2 separate regions of the Homo sapiens genome follow, and region 2 is linked to region 1. A link is a loop called in an ENCODE intact Hi-C map of the cell type or tissue named here. Cell type or tissue: MCF 10A. All regions are shown on one strand. Links, peaks and the distances in the headings refer to the core of each region. The heading gives the core; the rest is flanking DNA.

Region 1 (9,057 bases), core at 679-8,678:
GCCGAGATCACGCCACTACACTCCAGCCTGAGTGACAGAGTGAGACTCCATCTCAAAACATAATAAAATTTAAAAATAAAAAAATTATTCAGTCTAAGGCAGTTCTTAATAGCAGTCTGAAAATGGACTGATTCAGATGAATAAGGGAGATAACAGAAGCCAGAAACGTTGAGTTGCCCCTCAACAGTGAGGACACTTTAAACTAGAATTGTGGCTAAAAGAATAATACCTAAATTTGACTGCAAATTTGACCAATTTGGACTGAATATACCAGAGTGCCATAAAATAAGTTGTCTGCTCTAGACAGCTTGAGAGAACTTGAGAACAAAATGGAGTTTAAGTATAAAAAACTAAAAAGTTATATTTCTGTGCCCCTGAGTGATCATGTGTAAATGTATACCTGATACACTATGTTGATTTTTGCTAAATTGTCTTGTTCCCCCTCAAGCTGAAGGCAACATGTCAAAACACTTCTACCTATTACAATAAAGAGTCTTTTAAGTGTAATCCCAGGATGTTACATAAAGAAGAGATCTTCAAAGTAATGTTAGATTTCCGAAGTTGTTATAAACACAAGCTTCAGATTCCCAAAATCTGTGTGCAGATCATAGTTGTACCATGTGCTGGCCACGTGCCGGATCTTCCTGCTGGCCAATAAGATCTTGGGCTGCTTACTTCAATGTTGAGCCTGAGTATCCTCCTTTATAAAACGGAAATAGCATGTACTTCACAAAGGTGGCTGTCAGTTTAATAAAGATATGTATGTAATACACTTACCACAGAACCTAGCATGTGATAAATGCTCAAAAAATGATAGCTGGAACCAGTCTAGCCTCACATTTTTCAGATAAGGAAGTACTGAGTCAAAAGTTTTAGCAGTTCATCAAAAAATAGCATCTGCTGTTCAAAGAATTAATTATATTTTTCAGGTTTAAACAGGGTATTCATTTCTAGAAAATAGGTCAGAGTCCTGTATCATAATTGTTTTATTTTCATTATCAGGACTACCTTGAGGGGCAGGAAATTCAATTTGTAACCATAACTGGCAAAGAGAGACATTTACGGGGTATGCATATTCCATGGATATGTTTCAAATTTAAGACCAAAATAAAGATAGAGCGATAATACTATACTTGCAACGCAAGGATTTTTTAAAGCACTTTAGTTGAAATTTTGGAAGTTTACTGTTGATCTCCCTAAATATGACCAAGTTAATTTTCAAGGCCAAATTAGTCCTCAGCCCTTAACAAGAACTCCAAGTTCCCATAGATGGAGCTATGACTGTAGTAGTGGTATGCAGTGGTAATGGCAAGAGCTGACATGTTATCAAGCACCTTCCACGTGACAACACTGTGGTAAGCATTTCACCCCGCATAAGCTCATTTTATACTTAAAATTTAACTCTTAAAAGATGTGCTGTTACCATTTCCATTTTAACATGAGGAAGCTCTCAGAGGTGGCCCATCTACATGGTTGTTTAGAAGCCAGGATTTCACCCAGAATTTGACCCAAAGCTGGTCTTGATTTCCTTTTTGCTCAAATCCTGAGCAATTTCCTCTGTACTTCCCAAGAACAGACAATGGTAACAGTACCCTTTCTATTTCCATCAAGGTCTTGGTTTATCAAAAGTATTGTTTCCTCTTCTTCAAGCTATCATGTATTCCATTTTTAATTAATATTCATTGTTGCATAAACAAAGGTGAACTACAACTACCTCTCAGCAGTAAAAACCCAACTACCCTTGTCCAGGGTGATCATTAAGTGATCATTAAGTCCTTCCTTCCTGAAAAGTAGCGTGGCTGCAGTCACACAGGCTGGAAATGGCAATGGAAACTGGAACCCAAGTAGTCGCTCTACCTTCAAAAACCTCATGTTTGACCATTATTTCTTTTTTTTTTTGAGACGGAGTTTCACTCTTGTTGCCCAGGCTGGAGTGCAATGGCGCCATCTCAGCCCACAGCAACCTCCGCCTCCTGGGTTCAAGCAGTTCTCCTGCCTCAGCCTCCCAGGTAGCTGGAATTACAGGCATGCACCACCACACCCAGCAAATTTTTTTTTTATTTTTAGTAGAGATGGGGTTTTCCATGTTGGTCACACTGGTCTCAAACTCACAATCTCAGGTAATCCAGTCACCTCAGCCTCCCAAAGTGTTGGGATTACAGGCGGGAGCCACCATGCCCAGCTTATTTCTTAATTGTATTACTAGCTATGGCCTCAGTGGGGCAGCAGTGGTAATAAGAGAAACTTCTAGATCTCTGATACCCTATCCTGACTTCAGAATTAGGCAATCTTTGACAAAATCAGTTTCTTTGAATCTCTGTTTCTTCATCAGCAAAACTAGGACTTAAAGCACCTGTTCACTTGAGTGTTCAGAAGCTGCAGTGTGGTGATGTTTGTGAAGTGCTATGGCATCAAAAGGATGGATGGTCCCAAAACGCTGGAGAAAATACCACACCTGTGAAGGTCGGTTGCCAGGCTGACGTCAGTAAGGAAATGATGTTATTTCCTGGTGCAAGAATTAGTTCCAAAATAAATGGCAAAATTAAAATAAGAGACTCTTGGGCAAGAGTCTCTATTATTTTGTACTTTACCTAATTTTTGAGGCATTCCTCAACACCATCTTCCTTGTTTTCAGATCCTAGACAGTTTTCCATGGATCAAGTGCAAAAAATGATAGTATCTTTTTTTTATTCCTTCAGAGGCTTTGTTTTTCATATTTTGCTTCTTCCTCATGGTATCATTCTTCTCCTTCTTTTCCAACAGTGCTCACTTATGGATGATGAACTTTTGGCAAGGATGAACTAAAGCCACTTCTTAGTAGTAAAAATCAGACCACTCTTCTCCACGGCAAATTCTCTCATCCTTCGTAACATTTTCATCTCAGCATCTTTCAAGTGTCTTCCCCTCTTAAGATGAATATCAGTAACTCTAGGGTTGAGTGGAAAGAAACTAACAGAATCACAGACACTTAAAACTGGAGTCATCTTAGCTATCACCAGTCTCCTCTCTTTCAATTCACATTCAGTTATCAGCGAATTTTTAGCATATAACTAAGCTAGAAGTTTATTGCATTGATGCATTTAATTTTATATAATCCTCACAACAATTCCATAAGCTACGCTTATCCTCATTTTAGGGAAAAATGAAACAAAGGCTAGGAGAGGTTATTTGCTTGTCAAATAGTTAGGCAGTAGCAACACTGTGCCTATACTAACGGTTCCTCTCTTCCAGGTCAGGAAACCAATTTGTTTTAAATTCAGGCCAATCACTGTACATTATCCATAATATCCAAAGCATGTTGCCCAGATGAACTAGCCAGCAACAGGCTGAAAATCAAATAAATACTAACGTAAAATGCTAAATGCCAAGGGTAACAGCCTTCAAAAAGAAAATTCCAATTAAATAACAACAAAAAAACCCTCTTTTGTTGTATATGGTTTACATTATGCTGTAGCTACATTTCTAACAGTGAAGACTGGTGAAAAATGTTTCTCCTCAGATATTCTTAAAAGAGAATTCACCCAAAGTTGCATTTTGCTTGTTTCACTGGTAGGAAGGATGAGATAGAGAAGAGAGACTGATAAATTATTTATGAACAAGACTGCTTCACTGATCAGATTTGGTGATGAAAGCTTCTTTGAAAACCCATGAGGAACATTCTTAACGGAAATTATATGCACTTCTCTTGGGTTGTCACTTTTTTTTTTCCCCTGCTATTAGTTTGATTTTGGCTTCGCAGTCACCACTGTGCAGAAATGTAACAGCAAACACAATGAAAAGCCTTTCCACATGATTATTTTCGAAAGTAATAAGACATGTGTGACCTGGAAAATCAGCCCTTCCGACGTGTCAGGTAAGGAGGTAGATTATTATATTTTTAAAAGCTGCCTTTATCTTTGCATTGTGCAGGAACTCAGAGGCAAACTTTTAGGAGCTAAGGATGGACTTTTGCTGCCATCTACTGGTGTGTGATGGAAGAGCAACATATGCTTCTGAACTTTCTCAAATGGCGATGAGAGAATTCAAAGTTGGGAGATGAGGGAAAGCGTTCTTTTGATTAGGTATGAAAGTCCTTGTAGAGAGGAATTTCTACAGCCAGTCATGGGACCATAGGTACCTTCTGCTAGAGAATTTTTAATAGCAACCCTCACCTATAATCTAATTATTTTACCCATGAGAAGGGCAGTCACTTTCCCCTCATTTCTTCAACCACAGTAAATCTGAGCATCTCTATATTCATATTCATTCCCTTGAAGCTTAAAACTGAAAAGGAATAGCATAACCATTTGGTTACTCATATAAGCTTTTGTTGTCAGAACAAGCTCTGAACAATTATAAGCTGCCTGGAAATTCAGGAGTTATGTCACATCTTTAAATATTATTTTTCTTAATACAGAAAATGGGCAACACTTCAGTGCCATTGTTCATCCATTCATTCCATGTACACTTACTGAGATGCTTGGCATGAGGATTAAATGTGGTCATACACATAAAGTTCCCTGCAAATACCTGACACACATAAGCTCCCAATAAAGGCCAATCTTCACCTCTTAACATCATCACCCCTAACTTCTCTTCATGGTAAAGTGACTAATGATTTCAAATTTGTAATATTGAAGGGAAGAAACTACCCAGAATGAGCTCATTGGATCATAAGTTTCCCTGAGAAGTTAGAAATCTACTTTCTGTGCCTCAAGGAAGGCTGTAACAAGAAGAAAGGATGGTGACGCCAAAAGAGAAAGACAAGTATGTTGATCAGAAGATTTCTGCATTGAGTCTATACGAATGGTAGGATATATCTGAATTCCCATCCAGTTATCACAATAGTCTCAAAGAAGGTGAAATGATTCGATAAGACTTGGAAGTTTAAAAGAATGAATGTACGTGGAAGATAAAAATTATTATACTCAGGTTATTTCACTTTGGTTATACATATTTGTTTTATGAGCAGCACTTTCAATTTGGCCAGATATGTAGATTCAGGAAAAATGGGAAGTTATGCTCTTGGGAGGGGGAGCAAGAAGGAAGTAGAAACAGAACCACTTCCTAATGAATTTCAACAGGCGAAATATGTAAGTATGTGAGATTTTTAAAGCACTTACTTTATAATAGCCTTATAATCATCACTATTAAAAAGATTTAGGAAAATAATCATGCCATACTCATAAGACTTCCTCCAACAGGTCCATTATATGCCTACACTGTACTGTAGTCCGTTAAGTGTGCAATGGCAATAAGTCTGAGAATAACAACGTACATACCTTACTTTTAAAATGCTTTATTGCTAAAAAAAAAATGCCGACCATCATCTGAGCTTTCAGTGAGTTGTAATATTTTTGCTGGTGGAGGGTCTTGCCTCCACATTGATGGCTGCTGACTGATCAGGGTAGTGGTTGCTGAAGATTGTGGTGGCTGTGGTAAGTTCTTATAATAAAACAATGGTGAAGTTTGCTGCATTGATTGACTCCTTTTCTCATGAACTATTTCTCTGTAGCATGCAACGTTGTTTCATAGCATTTTACCCACAGTAGAACGTCTTTCCAAACTGGGGTCTATCCTCTCAAACCCTGACATTGCTTTATCAACTAGGTTTATGTAATATTCTAAGTTCTTTGCTGTCATTTCAACATTGTTTTTCTTTGCTCGTCCATAAGAACAACTCTTCATCCATCCAAGTTTGATCATGAGATTATAACAATTCAGTCCCATCTTCAGGCTCCACTCCCAATTCTAATTCTCTTGCTATTTCGATCACATCTACAGTGACTTCTTCCACGGAAGCCTTGAGCCCTTCAAGATCATGCATGAGGGTTGGAACTAAATTCTTCCAAATTCCTGTTGATGTTGATATTTTGACCTCTTTCTACAAATCACAAATTCTTTATGGCATCTAGAATGATAAATTTTCTCCAGAAGGCTTTCAATTTACTTGGTTCAGTTCCATTAGACAAATAACTACTTATGACAGCCATAGCCTTACAAAATGTATTTCTTAAAAATATGTCTAGGAAGTTGAAATTGCTTCTTGTTCCATGGGCTGCAGAATGGATATTGTGTTCACAGGCATAAAAACAACATTTACAAGGTGTGCATTCTCCTTGCACACCTTTATATAGCTGTTGGGTGACTAGGTGCATTGTCAATGAGCAGTAATATTTTGACAGTAATCTTTTTTTCCTGAACAAAAGGTCTCAACAGTGGGCTAATATGTTCAGTAACCATGCTGTAAACAGATGTGCTATCATTTAGGCTTTGTTGATCCTTCAGAAGTTTTCTTTCTGCTGGTGACTCACAAAGGTTTTTGCTTTTTCTTGTTTGTTTTTGTTATGGTAGAATTCCTTTTTCAAAAAATGATATCACACTCATGTCCTGATATGTAAAAGAAAAAAGACACACTGAATTAGCTGAAGCAGCAGTGGAGACCAGGAAACACCAAAATGTCCCCAGACTCGCTCCTACTGCACTACAGAGGAACCAGGGGATCCCTGGAAACCTGTGAGATCAGTGAGAAAATCACTTATTTTGGCCATTTGTATTTTTCCAGCATGAACTCTTCTGGAAATAGCCCTTACCTGAGCAAATGGAACCATAAACACCAATGGAGAAAGATGTAGAACTTCTTCTCGTGCCCTCGCAGGCATCTCGCATTGTCAGGAATTGGTTCTTAGGTCACAGGTGATGAAAAGACTCAATATAGACTCTACTTGCAAGCATAGAGGAATTTGAAATGCTCAGTTCACCAACTCTCATACTTTGTTTAGTTGTTTGCTATTCATTTAGTTGATCCTCAAACTGCCGGGGTTGGGGGGTGGTGTGAGACATATGGAAAGTTATTCAACGTCGCAAAATGGCATAAGGAAGTAAAACAACTCAGTTGTGCACCGTTGTGGTAATTGGAACGTGTTTTACAAGCCTTGGAGTTCCTTGGTCCTTGGGCCATAAAGCCCCAGCTATGTGGATATAAGTTGAGTCTGACAGCTAACTAATAAAATATGTCTTAGGACAATAGACTCACTTCCTAGCCTACTGTCCTTCCTTATGCTAACTAGTCTTTTATCTTCAAAGGCTGAGAAAATGATGCTTCTGCTCATGATGAAGCTGTTGTTGGTGATGCCAGTGGTGGTGCCCTCTAAAAAGTGTGGCTTTGAACTTCAGCCAACAGCACTAATTTTGCTTCTTGAATGTGTCTATCCAAAGAGCTACTTTTTCTAAATAAAGTTACATCAGCATATGGCAAAAAAACTAATAATTTCAGTACTTATAAAGTAGCTCCTTTTGAGTACACCAGTAAAAATGTTAAATGTTTTGGCATGTGTATTTTATTCCTTATGTTTGTAGTGGTTAAAAATCATTTTTCTTATCTCTGTAGAAGATTAATCCCAAACTTGCATAAGCATTTTTATAGTTTGTTCGATATAAGAATTACATGGAAGTTTTATTGTTTGAAAGTTTTAGAACACATTCCAAGCTATATTTCTGTTTTCAGTGGGTCATAATTTTTAATTTCTATAATTTCCTTTTTTTTTAATTCTGTATGCTCTGTTATGCCACTCAATATTAGTGATTGCTTCACTAAAAGTTTTCTAATTATTCTTCATTTGTAATATAATCTAAGATGTTTAAAATACTATTCTGGTTAGAATATATTGAGTTTTTTAGAAAACAAAACTTTTCTGTCATCTGCCAAAATGTTTTCCATAAGTATGAAAATATTCAAAAAAGTTTTATTTTTCCAGTGAAAAATAAACCCAACAGTGAAATCAACCCAATAGTTTCCTGTTTGGTCTCTGAAAAGGGAAATATAATATAAAATAATCTGAAAACCTCTCATATAAGTAGATGAAGTAGAAGTACAAAATTAGCTGGTTGGCTGGATAATTGTAACCTTACAAAGAATAAACCATAAAGATGTAGTCTAAAATTCCTTCACCATGTCCCATATAGGTATATATGAATAAACAAGCCTTGCAGGAAAATATTTACTTTGATTTGTATGTGACAATTTATCTCTTATTTAAGCTGCTCAGTGGTTGAACCCCCTTTCATATTTGGAGAATTCCACAGTTTATTAGTTTGAGTGGACAGCAAAGACCTGCTTTAGAAAATGGCAATGCTCTCTGATTGCTTTTTTAGCATTGCTTATTTACTTGACATTGACTGAGGGACCTCCAGTAAGATTTATATCCTGGTTTGACTTTGACCCAGTAGCTAGTGATGCAAGAGAGAAAGAATGGAGAGCTCTCTGTTTGTTCATGGCAGCAGGTACTGTGTGGGATGCAAGGTTGAGTGTCTGGTCCAGAATTAGTAGTCATACCAACTCTAGAATCTGGTGTTTGGCAGTGGGGACAGCAGTTTGCTTGACAGATATGTTCTGAGTGAGGCATGCTGGTCTTTTCTTCTGTTCTCCCAGTAATTCTGTGAGCTACACGATAAAATAAATTCATTTTGCTTGAACTACTAGACACAGCTTCTCTGCTTGCAGTGAAGAACTATGAATTAATTCCTCAAGACCTTTGAACCACAAGAGTTACCATTTACTTGTACACCAGTTGGGATTTTTCAAATTGACTTAGGTTTACCTAGCCAACACCACCTTGCTCCTCATATGTTAGAACTTAGCCCTCCTTTTTTTCATACCCAACATTATTTAGCCCAATGGCATCTAGGAGTTGTGTGTATTAAGTCAAAAATTGGTCAACTGATTGAATAACTGATCAAAGACAAAAAGAGAGAAAACGATTAATTCTCTGTTCTGTCTTTGCTGTCCCACATAAGATTGTTTCTTTTTAACATAGTGATCTAAAATAGAGGTTAAGTAACTGCTTTAAAATAAGGTTAACTAAATCCACATCCTTGGTTCTGCCTCATCTCAAGCTTGTATATGTAAAAAGCCAAGCTCAACATCAATTACCCCGTTAGGTCTAATGCAACAACAAACGTGAGGCAAAAGTGATTTCATTATTTTTATGCAATGCACTGAGAAGTTGGCTATGGCTGTCAGTCCTCCTCAGGGTATTTACACCAAAAGTCAATGTACAAAAAGAAACTAACATAGCA
Region 2 (9,057 bases), core at 538-8,537, 1.3 Mb before region 1:
ATTTACTTTGCGGAAATTTTTTAAAACCTATTCACTTAATCATGACTATATAGAAATATACTATTTATGTTTTCACTTTAATAAGGAAGACATGATAAAGTTTCTATTAGGCCCTTTTAGCTATAGATTCAATGTGATACATAGGGAGAGAATATGAATTTTTGAATCAGTTCTGTGGCCTAAGGTGAATTAGTAAATAAGTTAGTAAATAAGATATTTCTGTATAGAGCAGAAGTAGAATCATAAACATGTTCATATAAATTCCCTGTTAATATATAGCCTCTTTCAGAATTTATTTCTCTAATTCTTAAGTAAGACTATTAGTTCATTTTGCATATTACAAGGCTTAAACATAATGTATGCAAAATAAAATCTTATTAAGTACTCCATAAATAAAAATTTACTTTGTAAATAGAGAACAAACTTGGACTCTGTGCTTTGGGGAGATGACTTAGTCCCTCCTAATTGCTAGTTGACACTTCTTTAAAATGAGAAGAACAATAATAACTATCTCATAAAGTTGACATAATACATGCATTCCAATACACCAGTTGAATAGTTATTAAATTAGATAATCATTATTATTACTGGAAATTAGATTATTTTTCCAGACATATGTTAAAAGTCTGTCATCACCTTCAGCCTAAAGCATTTTGTTCTTTTTTCCTTTTCCCTTTTTAAAATAAGCACTAAATATTAAAGTGCCTGAATTCTTTAGTATTTTCATCATTTTTAAAAAATTTTATCTTGAAGTAATTTAGATGTATAGAAATATTGCAAGATAATAGAGTTCCAGTATATCATTTACCCAGATTCCTCTAAAGAGATTACAGAAACATGGTACATTATCAAAACCAGAGAATTAACATTGATATACTTTCATTGACTAAGCTAGAAGCCTGATTTGAATTTCCTGTGTCTTCACACTAGTGTTCTTTCTCTGTATCAACCTGGATCACATATCGCATTTAATAGTCATTTTTTTTTAGTTTCCTCCAGTCTATAAGAGTCTTTCTATCATTTTCTTTGTCTTTCATAACCTTAGCACTTTTGATAACAGTCAGGTATTTTGCATAATGTCATTCATTCCTTTTGTGTTTGTATGACATTTTATCATGATTACATGGAGATTTTTGTGTTTTTTTTTTCAAAAATGCCACTAAAATAATGTTTTACCCTTTTTATTGCATTATATCAGGAGGAATGTCATGTCAATATATCTTAAAACTGGTGATGTTAACTCTAATTAATTCATCACTTTTGTGTCTGCCAAGTTTCTCCACTGAAAAGCTATTGGTTTTCCTTTTGTAATTAATAGGAATCTTGCAGGGAGTTATATCTTGACTATGCAAATAACCTGTGCTCCATTATACTTTTCCTCAATACATTTAGTTTCCATGAATGATTCTTGCCTGCAACTATTATACCATGATGCATGCCCAAGGGTAATTATCTGTTTCTGTCATTCTTTCCACATTGCTTAATTGTGATTGTATTATAAGGAAGAGCTGTTGCTTCTTCCCCACCATTTACTTATTTATTCAGTTGTTTATTCCTATCAGCACAGACTCATAAGTATTTATTTTATGGTTCATATTCCAATACTATCATGATTTATGTTGTTACTTCAAATTCTTCCAGTTGAGATTATTGAAATCTTAAGTTGGTTCCTGTGTCCCTTTTAAATGCCTCCATCATCATTTGAACACTTCTTTACCTTCTTGCACCAGAAGAGGTTCCAACCTTATCTTATGTTTTTCTTCCCAATCCATTTCTTCATAAAAGATCCCATCCTTTTAAAAAAATAGCATTTAGAAATCAAGACCTGGTTATTAAGTGTGCTTATTGCTACTTGGGCAACAATATTGTGATATTGTTATATATAATATGCATCCATACACACTTTTACAGATATATATTAATGTATCCATGCACACATCAATATTTATTTCTCTACCATTTATCTATGGACATATGCAAAATCCATGACTTTATGTGATATAAATTCCAATCCAGCACCATAGAGTTCATTCTAACTTTTCTCCTTTCCACATTGTTACTTCTTTATCTAACATACAGAAACTTGGATCACATTATCCACAATATATTTGAGTATTTGTTCAATTCTAGTATACAAAAAAAAAGCATTTTCAGATTTTGTAATGCCTACATTTGCGAAAAGCAATGTTGCTAACTAGAGTACAATATCTCTTGTTTTCTTTTTTACCTTAACCTTTAATTTTACATTGCAATACTGCCTTCCAAAGTTCCTTAAATAGGTACTTTACTTTTTCACCCTCTTAAGTGGGAGTATGTTACTCATTTGTAATACAGTTCGGTTACTCTTTACTGCTTGTATTCCATGTTGGGTTTCCCTCACTTCCTGAGGGATTTTAAATTTTTAATCTATATTTTGGGTAGGCGAAACAATACTACAAACTTAGTTTCATGTCAATTCAAAAAGTATATTCCAAACAGTGTCACTGTCTTCTCATCTGTGCCACTCCACTCCACTTCTATTGTTTCATCCTCTTCACTCTGTTTTCACCATCTCCCTGTTAGTAATTGATCTTAATAGTTTCTGGTTATCATACCTGTATTTTTTTCTCCATAAATAAAAATATACATGTATATTTTCTTACATTCCTAACTTTCCTACATGAAACATATTATAGAAAACTCTGTTGCTCTTGGGTTTTTTTTTTTTTTTTTTTTTTTGGCTTAGCAATATATTCTGGGAATTATCCAACATTAGTTCATAGAAATCTACTTCTTTTTTTTTTTTTTTCCAAGACAGAGTTTGGCTCTGTTGCCTAGGCTAGAGTGCAGTGGCTCGATCTCCACTCACTGCAAGCTCTGCCTCCCTGGTTCACGCCATTCTCCTGCCTCAGCCTCCTGAGTAGCTGGGACTACAGGCGCCTGCCACCGTGCCCAGCTAATTTTTTGTATTTTTAGTAGAGATGGGGTTTCACCACGTTAGCCAGGATGGTCTTGATCTCCTGACCTCGTGATCCACCCTCCTCGGCCTCCCAAAGTGCTGGGATTACAGGCGTGAGCCACCGCTCCAGGCCAACTTATATTATGGATATTTAGTTTGTATCCAATATTTTACAATGACTAACAATGCTGAAATGAATAACCTGGTTCATATGTATTTTCATAATAATACATTGTGAACCTAAAATCAAAATCCTAATTGATGGTTGAAATCACAAAATTTAAATTCATTGAATTGTAGTTTTTTAAAGAGTCTTATATTTTCTTCTATTTCCTTTAAGAAAAAGGAATATTCTTAGTGTACTTTCATTATTTGAACTAAAGACACCTGCAGAATACTGGCTGTTACTAAAACACTTCAAAGAGGAATCAAAAATCCATTGCTAGTCCTGGTTTCACTAATTACCAGCTATGTGACATTTGGAAATCCATTTACACTTTAGTAACTGTTAATTGGAGGCTTGTCTAGCACATGCACTTTTTTTGAGATACATAGTGAACTGAGAGACCCATAAAGAACAGTTGTTCAGACTGCAGTCAACTGCCTTTCAGGAAACTCCTGGAGAGATGTGGGGGCGGGGGGGTGGCCAGGATCCACATGAGGATTAACCATTTCGTCCTAAAGATGTCTAAGGATATGGATTTAGCACTTTGATTTACATATTTTTTCTCACAGCATTTGCCTCATCTTTGGCTGATTCTGAATATCTGCTTGGAGGAAAAAAAGGTGCTAAAATTAGACGCTTTAATTTATTCTGCTACACACATATGCTCTCTTTCATCTGGCCAACTTGTAATAAGTGGATGTCCTAATCTCATCGTTCATATCTTTTTCATGTTGGCAGAGTTGAAAAAGAAAAAAAGAAGAAAAGCAGAAAGAGGAATTTGTGGAGAAGAAAATACTAAAGTCCTCCGGTCCCCCCAGAAGGAACTTTTTTTGTTAACATGACCTTACATTGTCCCACTGAATAATGCAAAATTTGTTTGGTTGTACCCTGCAGGGCTCCCAGGCCCGGAAGCCAGGGGCAGCAGCGGTACCAAGTTGGCACAAAGTAGCAGAAATGTCATTTTTTAATTATGTGGTTCTGAGGGGAATCTATTATCCACCGCTGAGATGCTGAAATCAGACAATTTATCTCCAAGGCAGCTCTCTCTACCATCTAGAATATATATCTTTTGTCACTGCAGGAAACAGAACGAGAGGATGTTTTTATTTCTGGTGCCTTATGTTTATAAGTTTATTCTTTTAAATTTTGCCAATGAAAAGAAATGACACCCTAACATATTTCTTGGGTCCCCTCTGCCCGCTTCTCCTTTGTGAAGGGTGTTCAAGTAACCCAGGCTCTTTTTTTTCCTGAGTTGGTATCAAATCTTCTAGGTCTCAAGTTCAAGAAGTCTTTGCATAGCCTCCAGATCATGTTCCGAATGCCCATTTCCAAGATAAATAGAAATAATTTGTTGAGAAGTCCCAAGAAAACCAGAGGCATCCACCTAAATTAATATAAATATAAACTGCTCTTTTGCATTTCAAACAAGATGCTGGAAACTATTTGAGTCATATCCATTCTCCCTCTCTATAAGCTATTTTCATTTAAATGTAAACTAATACTTATATCTACCAGCTTGTTCATAATGATTGTGCATTATTTCTGCTTTTTTTTTCCCTTAAGGTATCAAGGCAAATGAAAAAAATTAGCTCATATTTGTCTTCTTCCCCAACCTCTCCCTTCTTTAAAAAATCTGCTAAATTCATTATGTTCTCTACTCTGTGTGCATCAGGGCTCCAAGCAATTCAGATCTATTAACCATCAGGTACAAGCTAAAGTGCTTTTAAAACAAATGCCTGCAGTTTATTTTAAATGAATGTATGCTTTCTATATTCTGCAAAAGCATCAGGAAATTTGATCAAAACTTGGCATGGCTGAATGACAATAGCTGCACTGTCCTCTAGTGGAATATTTTAGGCATAACAAGACAAAGGCAGATAATCTTTTGGTCTTTTTCTTTCATGCGCCTATGTGAGTTTGTGTGTGTGAGTGTGTGTGGTGTGTAGCTTTTCAGAATCAAAGAGAAATGGTATGCCACCTGTTAGGCCTTTGAAGGTTTTTTATTTTATTCTGGAATACAAAATTTTCAAAGATTGTTGATTTCCTAACACCAAAAGCATATATCACTATGATATTTTCAGCTCTATCTCTGGTAACATGAGCAAGAGAAGAATGTGATAATCTTTACTGTAGACTTTATTGCTGTACATGTTAGAATGTAAACATTCCAGTTAGAATTTTAATCCACTTCGAGTATTCTTTCATAAGTATATGCAACTCAGAGAAGAAATATGTTTCAAAGAGTCATTCATACTTACATGTTTGTAAAATCGTTCCAATCAAACAGAAGAAAAATTATATTTAGAAAGATCCACCAATGGGTAATACAGGGTTGCCTCCACTATTTCTATTAGTAGAAATGTTAGATGTATTGAGGGATTTGATTCTGAATCTATCAAAGCAAGCATGTTCTGAAACCTCTTCCAGACTGACCTGTATTATTTGGGATTTTTAATATACAGGATAAACACACACACACACACACTTGGGAGTATGATGGGGAGGAAAGTGGAGCCAGTTGGGTAATTGGAATTTACTTTTTAGCTTCCTCAGGAACATTGAATCATAATATGTATACCTATGTAAATATGTAAACATCACAGAATCTCACCTCCAGACCTATCTTTAATGTATCCGGATCACCCTAATTTGTAGCTTGTTACAAAATCCTTGCCATTCGGCTGAATCAACGATATCTCACTCTTATCAGTTCCCATTTCCTAGACTCTCAGACAGAAAACCAGACACTCAATATGTTTTTCTTACTAACTGGGCAGCAATAAGATCCAGGCCCAGAATGAGACCTCATATGTTCAAATCCTATATCTAGTACCAGTGCTGATATTTCTAGTGAGTTGCATAACTCTCTGAGCTTCATTTCCTTGTCTATGAAAGGGAGATAATAATAATATCTACCTCCTAGAGCTGTGTGTAGATTAAATGAACTAGGACATATGTAAATCAGCATCACATAGGAAAATGCTACTGCAAAAAAGTTATGAGCTATATAAATACCATTCAAACTTTGAAGCATGAATCCAGATGACCATTTACCACTGTCAATAAGGATAAAGTCCCCAAAGTTGATAGCAAAGGAATGAAAGAGAGAGGGGGCAAGAATGGTTGTAGAAATTGAAGTCACCTGTGTGACTAAGAAAAACTAAATTTTCCCGAAATGCTGTTTGTTATTAACAATAGCAAACTGAGTATCACATGTAAGGCTCATGAGGAGTGGCAAGAATTCCTCTAGGAAAATTCTCTGTAATCTGTTAATGGATAGGGAAAGAAGTCCATACCTAAGGGAATTGCCTGGCTCTATCTGAAGCCTCACGAGTTCTATTCTTTGAGTCTTGGAGCAAGCATGTGAAGAGAAAGAGGCCTTTTCTTCTTGGTTTCCTCCAATACATCCAAAGTAAATTAAACACCTCAATTTATTAAGGCATTAATATTAAAAGACCATTTTACAGATGGGAAAAAGAATGATATGCTAAGCCTTGCAGTACTGGCTCTGTCCTTAACTGGTTGGCTACTAGATCTTATGAAAAAAAAAAAAAAAAAAAACCTTAAATTCCCAGGCATTTGATGTCCTGATTTGAGAAAAAAAACATAAATTTCTCAAGATTCTATACATGATTCTATCAGTTGGTTATGTCTTAACTGATTGATATGGTTTGGCTCTTTGTCCCCACCCAAATCTCACCACTAATTGTAATCCCCAAGTGTCGAGGGAAGAATCTGGTGGGAGGTGACTGGATCATGGGTGACGTTTCTCCCATGCTGCTCTCTTGATAGCGAGGGAGTTCTCACAAGATCCAATGGTTTAATAAATGGCAGTTTCTCATAGGCTTTTTGTTCTCTCTTACCTGCTGCCAGGTGAGACGTGCCTGTTTCTCCTTCCACCATAATTTTAAGCTTCCTGAGGTCTCCCCAGCCATGCGGAACTGTGAGTCAATTAAACCTATTTTCTTTATGAATTACCCAGTCTTGGGCAGTTCTTTATAGCAGTGTGAGAACAGACTAAATACACTGATGAAATAAAACCTGATTCAGAAACCTGATTCCATCCAATAATCCAGATACACACACACACACACACACGTGATATGGTTTGGCTATGTCCCAACCCAAATCTCATCCTGAATTGTAGTTTTGATAATCCCCATGTGTCATGGGAGGGACCCAGTGGGAGGTAATTGAATCATGGGGGTGTTCATGATTCAACAACACTGCTGTTCTTATGATAGTGAGTGAGTCCTCATAAGATCTGATGGCTTTATAAGGGGCTTCCCCTTCACTCATTTCTCATTCTTCTCTCTCCTGCCATCATGTGAAGAAGGATGTGTTTGCTTCCCATTCCACCATGATTGTAAGTCTCCAGAGGCCTCCCCAGCCATGCGGAACTGTGAGTCAGTTAAACCTCTCTCCTTTATAAATTACCCAGTCTCAGGCAGTTCTTTATAGCAGTGTGAGAACAGACTAATACAATATGTATGTATGTATGTATGCATGTATTTATGTATGTATGTATGTATATATGTATATAAAACACAACCTTCAAGGGGAAAATAAATAAACTTAGTCTAAAGAAAAACAAACAGTATAATACAAAAATATTCAGGCCATTGTGAATGTCATAAAAGTTAAGATAATAAACTATAAAGTTTTGAGAGATAGTTTTGACAACAGAATTACTACCCTGAAATTAAGCTGTAAATAACCCATTCCACTGAATTTAGTACTAATAACAAAGCTGTTTTCTGTCACCAAAATTCATATTAGGCAAGTCTCTTTGCTCTCAAAATATAAAAAAGTAAATAGAATATAATCAATTTAAATGTTTCAGAGGTACTCAGGTGTTCTTTAAGTATCTCTACAATTGGGTTATTTGTTTAAAATGCTTATGCAAACTTCCTCATGTATTTTGTAGGGAAACACGTGCTCCCAAGCATGCATACACATGCACAGAAACATGTGTAACTGAATGTTTGTCAAGGTTTGATTGTTAGGCTAAGAGATACGGTGCATTGTATTAAATTTTTACTTCGACTCATGTCCAGCAGGAATGCATATTTTTACCCTCTTCATTAATATTCTTAGGGAGAGCCTGGTTTTCTATCTTCTATCCTGTTTGAAAAGTCTTTAACAAAGGATCAAAATATGTAGCTTTTCTTAAATATTGTTGTAGTATTTTTCCTTTCTTTATTCTGTAAGGCAAAAGCCTCAACTTTATACAAATTTGTTTCTCTTATAAAATTTTTGTATTAGATAGAAAAATAAAAGAGGCGATTTTATAGCTCTATACTGCCAAGTGTCAAGTTTTTGTTTTTCTCCACTTGATATAAATTACCTTTCATCTTCACATTTAAAAAAAAATAAGGCTAGAATGAAATTATTATTTTTATTTTGTTTAACAATCCACTCCCTTGCAATAACAAGTCCTGCAGCATTGTTCAGCATAGCTTGGCTTTATTCTATTGCTTTTATTTTATTAAGAATATACCTCTTTCCAGTCCTATGGTATAATCATTTAGCAGTTGCAAAATTTCACCTAAAATATGCCAGCCTGAACAGATCTTCCAAGATTTGTGTGAGTTTAAATAGCATGGCAGCAGGTAGTAGATATTGGTTTTCAAAAATAGAACTATGAAATCAAATTAAAATCTGTTTAGTAAGGAAATATATGACAAATATTTTTATATGGAATATAAAAAATAAAACACAATCAATGAAGCTCCAGGAATGTTTATATTTTCTCTAAAACATATATAGATGACTTCCTTCCTTCCTTCCAGCCTGACTTCCTTCCTTCCTTCCTTTCTTCCTTCCTTCCTGCCTTCCTTCCTCCCTTCCCTCCTTTCACTCCCCTTTCTTTCTTCTTTCTTTCTCTTTCTTTCTCTCCTTCCTTCCTTCTTTCCTTCCTTCCTTCCTTCCTTCTTCCCACCCTCCCTCTCTT

Evidence for each region. Hi-C counts contacts between places; a loop is a spot of excess contacts. Peaks named below come from ENCODE experiments on the same cell type or tissue, not always from the same donor. Only the 100,000 strongest peaks of a DNase experiment are listed, where the experiment ranks them.
Region 2: a loop joins it to region 1, with 6 times the contacts of the local background. A loop is called at or near these places in 3 of 110 quality-filtered maps.

What each region holds. Positions count from the first base shown.
Region 1 is chr14:81,985,361-81,994,417 of GRCh38, reverse strand. The region is part of intron 3 of LOC107984704 (a long non-coding RNA gene); the gene reads right to left. Among named protein-coding and RNA genes, the nearest start is that of LINC02311, 250 kb to the right of the region's middle. In MCF 10A, for the core only: CTCF peaks have their summits at 2,176 and 3,948 (motif pointing left); a DNase peak (open chromatin) is centred at 3,947.
Region 2 is chr14:83,296,546-83,305,602 of GRCh38, reverse strand. It overlaps LOC105370601 (a long non-coding RNA gene), which reads right to left. Exons shown (of 5, transcript XR_944092.3): 4 at 1,718-1,793. Among named protein-coding and RNA genes, the nearest start is that of LINC02305, 610 kb to the left of the region's middle. In MCF 10A, for the core only: a CTCF peak has its summit at 4,956 (motif pointing left); no DNase peak of the experiment used is centred there.